Linked DNA regions of Homo sapiens: regions 2 and 3 are each linked to region 1. Evidence: chromatin contacts called from ENCODE Hi-C or POLR2A ChIA-PET data. All regions are on one chromosome and are shown on one strand. Each heading gives the region's core, a stretch centred on a gene start or an enhancer-like site at or near the end of the contact. The rest is flanking DNA. Distances are from core to core; before and after follow the strand shown. Region 1 holds the start of LIMA1 (LIM domain and actin binding 1). Region 2 has its middle 30 kb from the start of TUBA1C. Region 3 holds the start of ACVR1B (activin A receptor type 1B).

What was found. Hi-C counts contacts between places; a loop is a spot of excess contacts on that map. ChIA-PET counts read pairs that join two places held with the same protein, here RNA polymerase II (POLR2A). Pooled maps may share reads with other maps.
Region 2: a loop to region 1 is called in a pooled map, with 4 times the contacts of the local background. The contact joins the enhancer-like site here to the promoter of LIMA1 in region 1. A Hi-C loop is called at or near these places in 3 of 50 pooled maps.
Region 3: a map of CD4-positive, alpha-beta T cell shows a loop between it and region 1 (12-fold over the local background). The contact joins the promoter of ACVR1B here to the promoter of LIMA1 in region 1. A Hi-C loop is called at or near these places in 3 of 168 maps with a recorded cell type or tissue (CD4-positive, alpha-beta T cell, CD4-positive, alpha-beta memory T cell and CD8-positive, alpha-beta T cell) and 7 of 50 pooled maps. POLR2A ChIA-PET finds 5 or more read pairs at or near these places in 1 of 52 experiments (T-cell).

Annotation. Positions count from the first base shown.
Region 1 is chr12:50,282,068-50,284,817 of GRCh38, reverse strand. LIMA1 (LIM domain and actin binding 1) reads left to right here and starts at 1,298. Exons shown (of 11, transcript NM_016357.5): 1 at 1,298-1,398. It overlaps LOC107984505 (a long non-coding RNA gene), which reads right to left and starts at 1,197. Exons shown (of 2, transcript XR_001749144.2): 1 at 936-1,197. RefSeq lists a silencer at 1,078-1,387.
Region 2 is chr12:49,233,250-49,235,949 of GRCh38, reverse strand. It overlaps a transcript of TUBA1C not described here. Among named protein-coding and RNA genes, the nearest start is that of TUBA1C, 30 kb to the left of the region's middle. RefSeq lists a silencer at 1,184-1,473. Within about 2 kb of position 1,354, at least 36 of the 41 ENCODE cell types and tissues checked have a DNase peak (open chromatin) inside an H3K27ac peak, as active enhancers do.
Region 3 is chr12:51,950,376-51,953,140 of GRCh38, reverse strand. It overlaps ACVR1B (activin A receptor type 1B), which reads right to left and starts at 1,442. Exons shown (of 9, transcript NM_004302.5): 1 at 1,307-1,442. The coding sequence starts at 1,397. RefSeq lists silencers at 1,448-1,497, 1,528-1,587 and an enhancer at 1,045-1,664.

The DNA of each region.
Region 1 (2,750 bases), core at 49-2,548:
TTACAGGCACTTACCACCACGTCCGGCTAATTTTTGTATTTTTAGTGGAGACGGTGCTTCGCCATGTTGGCTAGGCTGGTCTCGAACTCCTAACCTCAGGGGATCCGCCTGCCTCAGCCTCCCAAAGTGCTGGGATTACAGGTGTGAGCCACCGCGCCCGGCCCCTTGTACCTGATTTTGAATGGAGTTTCAACCAATCACAAACAGACAACCAGCCAAGTGGTTATATAATTAGGGACCTCCCATGTGACCATACCCAAATAAGGCAAACGCTTAGCTGTAGCCAATCAAATTTCTTTACTTTCGTGTTCAGCCTATAAAGTTTGATGCCTGGGCAGCTAGAGCAGGGGTGTCTGAGCCTCTTTTGGTTCTGACTGTTGTCCGATTCAAAATCTAAGTTTGTTTTGTCTGAAATTTTTATTTCTACAATACCTATCCAGAAATCAGTCTAGGCTGGATATTTGAAGGAAGAAGGGAATAACTGGCTGGCATATTCATCACCTGTTGGAAATCTCTCTTCTCACACATTTTCATTAACTTCTTGAGGAAGTGTAATTACAAGCGTTTTCCCACGAGCAGCCCCTACTAATAACGCATCAAGCTGCATGAATTCCGAAAAGCTTCAGAAAACTTGTGGTCTGAAACCCTACTATGCTTGAGGTACAGGAAAGAAGGATACTATCAAAAGGCATCATGCAGCTGGCACGGAACTGGGACAAGAATTTGGGGGCAGGATGGCCAAGTGCTAGGCCAATTGACGGTCTCCAAACCATTAGCACAGCTCCTATTCTGAATGGAGGAGTAAAAACAGCTGTTGGAGAACTTGGACGTCATCTGCCCTTGTCAAACCGTTTTCAGGATTAATGTACTTAATTCAGCTTTTTCCACTACACCACACAGCCTCCTGTAAAACACCCTCCCTGCACACAACTTACCCCCAAAGCACCAGGAACCTAGCTGGCTAGAGTTGAGCTTAGGAAAAACCTGAGTGGCTCCAGAGTCAAACTGCGATAACGTTGAGTCAGAGGAGTTAAGGACAAAGTAGAGCTGCACAGAGGCCCACGTCGTGCAAGTGCGTGTCTCCTTCAGAGAAAAGCGTGCCGAGGTAGACTAGGCCCCGGGCAGCAAAAACCCTGTCCCGTCGCCAGCGCCCCGCACCGCCAGAGCGACTGGAGCAGACGCGAGCGCTGGGCACGTAGCCGGTGGCGCGCACGCTCAGCCCGAGGCCGCACGGGAGGCTGTCTGGCGTGCGCGCCCCCGCGGCGGTGGGCGGGGTCCGGGGCGGGGCCGCAGGAGCAGTAGGTGTTAGCAGCTTGGTCGCGACAGGTGCGCTAGGTAGAGCGCCGGGACCTGTGACAGGGCTGGTAGCAGCGCAGAGGAAAGGCGGCTTTTAGCCAGGTAAGGGCCTTCTCTCTCCACAACCGGAGAGTGCGGGAAGACCCCGGCTTCTCTCCACACCCTCTTTCTCCTTCGACTTTTGGGGCGGGGGGAGTGCAAGGAGTGTGAGTCCCTCCCCCTCGAGATAAGGGGTCGAGGGACGCTGATCCTCCGTTCTTTCCTCACTTCTGGGGCCTGCGCTGGGTGGGGAGTGCTTATGTCGGGCTGAGCCTTTGCTGCCCAAGGGCGGGAGCTGCAAATACCCCGTCCTCTCCCACCGAGAACACTGCATTCTAACTGTATACTTTCTGGTGTGGTGGAGGAAGGTGACAATTCATTAAAACTCCAAATACCCTCCTTCCAGGGAAATACTGTAATATTCAACTGTTCTTTTTCCTTCATTTTCAGCCATTCCCTCTCTTTTCGATTTTTTCTCCCTTCCATTACGCCAGCTGAACTCTGTTTAAGACACTTACACCCTTTTGAGGAATGTTGAGAATATAGCAGTCCTTGCAGCCGATGTGTCATCCCCGAATCGCTATCGTGTATATATCGCTGGCACTTGCCCCCGACATATGTTGGTGTTAATGTAAGGTAATTGTACACCCCTGGCTACACATACTAAAGCTTGAAGTTGTAGCTGCTAGGAACGAACCATCTGGCACCCTTCCTAGCCTCCTTACTGATGCTTGCAAGAACGGTTTAGCTGATCCTGGTGAGAGATATTTGAACTACTATTGTCTTGCACCTAATTCCAGCTTTCAAAAGTCTGCCTTGGACGGGCGCAGTGGCTCACGCCTATAATCCCAACACTTTGGGAAACTGAGGCGGGAGGATCGCTTGAGCCCAGGTGTTTGAGACCAGCCAAGGCAACTTAGCGAGACCCTTGTCTCTACAAAAAAATAAATAAATAAATAAAAATAAAAGATAAGTCTGCCTAATCCAGATCTGCCTAATCCAGATGGTTCAATTGACTTGACTTTTCAGGTTAGTCAAAGGTAATTAGGGAGTTATCAGTTTTTAAGGCAATGCCCATTTTGGGGAGAGGTTTTCTTTTGCATTAAGTATTCTTTCTTTTGCTCTTGATTTAAATGGTTTAACACAGTACCTTTTATCTGCTTGGTTACCAATACTATTCACAAATGCTAAATATTTCAGGAGCCATGAAATAACACCAATCCTTTCTTCTGAGGTATGATGTAGACACAAAAGAACATGACCCCTAACAACATGTTCTAAGTTCCTGTAGAGGTATAACCTGGGTGCAGGATGATCACGTTTTAGATAGATCTTCAAAAAATTATAGAGTTGGCGTGAAAGAAGGCAAAAAAAAGTGTGTGTTCATATATGTTTTCTTGTTTTGCATTGATAGA
Region 2 (2,700 bases), core at 105-2,604, 1.0 Mb after region 1:
GGAAAGCATAGTTTTAGTTTGTAGCCCTGTGCCCGTGGGCCGGTGGAGGAAATTAAATGAGTTGAGCCTCAGGTTTTCCTCAGAGACCAGCAATGTAACAAATGACGACTCATTGAGGCCCGAGGGCTCCTCAACACAGGCCACTTTCTTGCAGAGAGTCAGCCTGGTCTCTTTTTATTTTTTAAAAACTATGTAAGATTTTTTTTTTTTTTTTTTTGAGACCGAGTCTCACCCTGTCACCCAGGCTGGAGTGCAACTTTCGCCTCCCAGGCGAACTGTAACTTTCGCCTGCCAGGTTCAAGCAATTCTGCCTCAGCCTCCCGAGTAGCTGGAATTACAGGCGCGCACCACCAGGCCCAGCTACTCTTTGTATTTTTAGTAGAGACGGGGTTTCACCATGTTGGCCAGACTGGTCTCAAACTCCTGACCTCAGGTGATCCACCTGCCTCGGCCTCCCAAAGTGTTGGGATTACAGGTGTGAGCCACTGCGCCCAGCCTGGTCCAGCCAAGGTGCCAGCGAGTCTCTCCTGGACAAAAAATGGGGCGCTGACCTGCAACCCCGACACCTTTCCGGAAAGGGCCTTGCAGCGGCGCGGCGCGTCCAGCAGATGGCGCCCCAGCTGAATTTTCGCGAGCTGTCCTCCAAGCTTGCAGAAAAATCTGGAACTAACAGGAAGGGGAATTTTTTTTTTTTTTAAGCATTCTAATTTTCAACCTATACTGCCTTTTTGTCCGTGTCAGGAGCCCTTTTTATTCGAATAAGTTGCAATGCATTTGAGATGTCTAAAAGACTTTTTGATTACGCAATCCCAAATTAATTTTTTTTTTTTTTTTGGCCGGGCGCAGTCGCTCACGCCTGTAATCCCAGCACTTTGGGAGGCCGAGGCGGGCGGATCACGAGGACAGGAATTCGAGACCAGCCTGACCAACATGGTGAAACCCCGTCTCTACTAAAAATACAAAAATCAGATGGGCGTGGTGGCGGGTGCCTGTAATCCCAAATACTCGGGAGTCTGAGGCAGGAGAATCGCTTGAATCTGGGAGGCGGAGGTTGCAGTGAGCCGAGATCGCGCCAGTGCACTCCAGCCTGGGCAACAAAAGCAATACTCCGTCTCCAAAAAGAAAATTTTTTTTAGGATGTCCACTCTTCCAAAAGACCCAAGAGGGAGGTTTTCAAACAGCATTAATTGTCACAAGAGTTCAGAAACTTTCGCGGACAGCGATATGTGAAGAAAGGCCGCTTCTAAACAGCAGGGCGTGGCGGGGGCGCGCTCGCCGGGCCGCGGCGGAAGTGGCCTTCGTGGCGGGCGGGGCGGCGGCTGCGGCCTGGAGATAGCGCCGCCTGCTGGTCACCGGGGACAGAGCGCTCGGGGCTCGCCAGGACTGCGGCGCCACGCGGGTGGGAGCCCGAGCCCAGGCCCAGGCCCTGGCGCTGCACGTCACCGTACTAACCAAGGAAGCAAAGTCATGGACACAACCACAGCCTCCTTTCTGCTCTGCAGAGAAACCTGGAAGCCTACTCTGGTTTGGAGAGTAGTGTTTCAACGAACTTAACGGTTTTTAGCGCTTGCCACAGCTAAACAGGGTGGACTTGATTTTTAGGGTGTCCTTGTTATTTAAGACAATGCTAAAGGAGAATGAAAATTAGAACCTGGTAGGGGACTGCTTTCATTTATTCTCTCCTGCTTTAATGGGATTTACAACATATTAAAAGCAGTTATCAGAGGCAAATTGGATAAATGGGCTAGGGGTTGCGTTTCAAGGTGGAGGCGTTTGTCATTTCTGACTGTGGCCCCTCGTTTTTATTCCAGGATCGTTGCAGTGCCATTTCTAGGTCCCTCCTCCTCTCCCCACTTCCCTTTTCTCTGCACCCATTTGACAGGAGCCTCTGCAATCATCTGCTTATTGCGCGTCACCGTCATCCAGTGGGAGAGCCTTGTGGTACCACCTTTCTCCACCTATGGCTGCGGCCCGCAGGAAGATGACGGGTTGCGCTTCTGCTCTGGAGCCAGCCCTGTTGCCGGGAACTGCAACCCGCAAGATGATGCCAGAGCTCAGCTTCCCTCTTTTTATGTTGCAGAGTTTATGCTGCCCTGCACTGAGCAGACGCTTTCGCTTACGCAGCCCTGCCCTTCACCTTGCCCAGTGATTCCGGAATAACCTTCCGGACCCTCCTACTTGCAGAGGTTCGTTGCTTCAAGCGTCATAATCATTCATCTCCGTTTTTCCTCTAGTGATGAAGGCTCGTGGACGGACCACGGTTCACTCGGTCTAGGAGTCACGCTGTTGATCAGGTTGTCAGACATCAAAATTCCCATCTCCCATCAGGGCACAGCTATAGGGCTCTGGGTCAAAACAGGGCCTTCTCTTTTGTCTGGTAGCACCAGAAACACGGTAATTGGGAACCCATCAGGAATGGAAGGCTCCTTGAGGCCCTGGAGATGGAATGTTGGGCCCCCAAGTCCTGAAAGGAACCAGTGGGGCTGTAATCTTCACAATCTGGATCCAGCCAGAAGAGCACTGAGAGCTCAGTGTTTGGAGGACAAAAAAGGGCAATGGATATACAGTAACTTAGTGAATCAGGGCCCGGATCCAGGAAGATGCCTGACATTTGTTTATCAGCAGAGAAACAGAAGTAAAGGAGGGGAACCTTCTCCTAAGTGTTACTGTGTTATGAAAGTGTCCTTCAGGGAGAGGCGA
Region 3 (2,765 bases), core at 193-2,692, 1.7 Mb before region 1:
CATCAGGCTTTGTACGTCAGGAGCGAATACAATCCTGATCATCTCTCCCAGATCCATCTGTGGGTCAATAATCGCTTCAATATAACTGCCAAATATAACCTTCATCTGCTACCCCAAGGCCAAAACACATTCGCCAAGACTCTCTTAAATGAAATATTTTAGGGTTTCATCTGCTCTTCTCAGCCCCCAAAGCCTCAAAAACAACACAGCCAGCGAAGTGTCCCGCAAAAAGGTACCCGCTTCTACAGAGAGGAGAGTGGGGGGGTGGTATAAGGCGAGCCGCAGACTGTGGGGATTGGGAGGTAAGGGGTGTGTGAGGGTGGGCGGGCTGGGAAGAGGCATCGTGTAGGAAGGTAAATAAGTACTGACCAAGGGCCGGGAATACAGTCCAGTGGTGGGATCTTTAAATAATCTTGGGGGTTTGGAGACAGGTTCCAGGATTTCACCTGAAAGGCATCCACAAAGTGATTAACTGAATGGGCCCCCCGGGGTAGGGTGGGGGAGGCGAGGAGGAAAGCAAATACACCTAGATTCACATCAACCCTTGGGGAACTCGGTTCCATAGGGTTAGGGATTCCAAAGCCAGGCTCCAAAAAGGTTTAGGGGCCTGTTCGTCCCACTTCCTCCAAATAGCCTCCACGGGGCATGAGTGCCGGAGGGCGGAGGGGGGATTGCCCCACTGAACTCAAGGGATTGAGTGAAGGGGAAATGTGACTCCCTTTCCCAGAACATTAGGGAGGCAGTGGAGGGAGGGGAAGAAACACGCCAAGTGCAGGACCTGAAGGAAAGGTTAGAGACCCCTTCCCCTACAGTCTGAGGTGCGCGGACTCTCAACATCAGGTTCCCTCGGAGAGGCTAAGACCCCACCGCCCGAACCCCACAGTCTTGGCGGGAGAAAGACGCCCCCCAGGAGCACCTGGAGGGAGGGAAGAAAGCCCCCCGCCCCTGGACACGGTGAAGGGCAGAAACCACGGACCTCCAAATCTTGGAGCTGGAGGCTCAGACTCCCCTCTCTGGAACACGAGGGCGCTGGGAGCGCGACCCCTGAGAACTGCCCGAATCCAGTTCCGCCTGGAACAGGGCTCGGGTCCCCAGGGGCCCGGCGTGAGCTCCGTCGCCGCCGGGCGGCTGCGCCTCGGAGATCGGGGAAGCTGACTGGGGGTCACCCCGACTCCTCTGCGCCCCCCACCCGGCCATATTGTGCTCGTGGGGAGGGGGCGCGCTGTAGTCCAGCGGCCGCGGCTCGAGGCCTCGCCCTTGCCGGGCCCTCTCCATCCCGGCCCCCGCCCCCCGTCCCAGGACTCACCCTGGACCCCCCGGGGCCCGGACCCGCCGCTGCCGGCGAGCAGGAGGACAACAAGGGGGAAGAAGGAGGAGGCTCCGGCCGACTCCGCCATAGTAACCACCGCCGCCGCCGCCGCCGCCGCAGCCCAGCAGCGCCCAGCGCGCGCGCGCGCGCCCCCGGCGCCTCCCCTCCTCCCGCGGCCCGGCTCCCGCCTCCCTCTCCTCCGCCCGGCGCCTGCACGTGCGCTCCCGGCGGAGCCGGCGCCGCGGCCGCCGCGCGCGCCCCCGAAGGGCGGGGCCGGGGCGCGCGCGGGCGCCCGCCTTAAAGGGGAGTGTCCCTGTTAAAGGGGTGGGCGGGGCTCACGCCTCGGCCAACTTCGCGGATCGGTGCCGAGCCCGGCGCGGAGGAGGCCGGAGCCGAACGTGCAGTCTCCTCCCTCTCCTGCACCCCACGCAGTGCAGAATTATCTTATCAGAGTCGATCCCCCGCCCCCGTCGAATATTCTACGAATCCCGTGCGTGTTCCAGTTCCTCCATCCCTGCGCCTAGCCTCAAGCCCCCAGCGCGTCCCCTGGGATCATCGCCGCGGTCTCCTAACTGGTTTCCCTGCCTCGCCTCGCCCCCTGCCATCCTCTGGACGCGGCAGCCTGTGTGATGGAATCGCGGCACGCGCCTTTTCAGAACATAGCAAAGCTCTTTATTGATGACAGTATGGGTGAGGGTGCCGTGTGAGGCACTCTGATTGGGCTGGTAGGTAGAACCCTTTTGGTAAACAATTGGCATTATGCATCAAATGCCTTAAAATCTTCATATCCATTTACCCAGTATTGTCCCCTGTCCTCAAGAAATAATAAGAGGACAGATGTTTATGAAAAATGTTAACTGTATATTTATCATTGTAAAAAAGGTAGAAACTAAGTAGACAATAATAGAAAATGTTAAATTATGGCCCATCCATATGATGGAACATTATTTAGTAATTTAAAATCCTGTTTACAAAAACTATTGACATGAGAAAATGCTTACAAGATAATGTTAAATTAAAAAAGCAAAATGCAACACTGTTTACAGTATTATTCAAATTGTACTGATAATATGTGTTTATAGGAAAAAAAGACTGGAAGGATATTTACCCAATAGTAACAGTAGTTATTGCCATAATTTTTTTACTTTTAACATTTCAATAATTTCTAAATATTTTTCAAATAAATGTTACTTTCAAATCTAGAAGAAATGCTTAAGAAAGTAAACAAATCACTCCGTATCTTTCTGAAAAGAGGTCAGTTTCTTTAGCTTGAGAAAGAACTTGATATAAAGGAAAGGGCAGAATTTTTGCAGCCAGAGAATTCTGGATCTGAATTCTGCTTCCTACTAACTAGCTGTGAAAACTTGGGCAAGGTTTGAACCTCTCTAAGCACAGCTTCACCATCTGAGATCTAGGGGTGGAAAGGATGGCCAAGAGATAGGGAGAACAGTTGCTT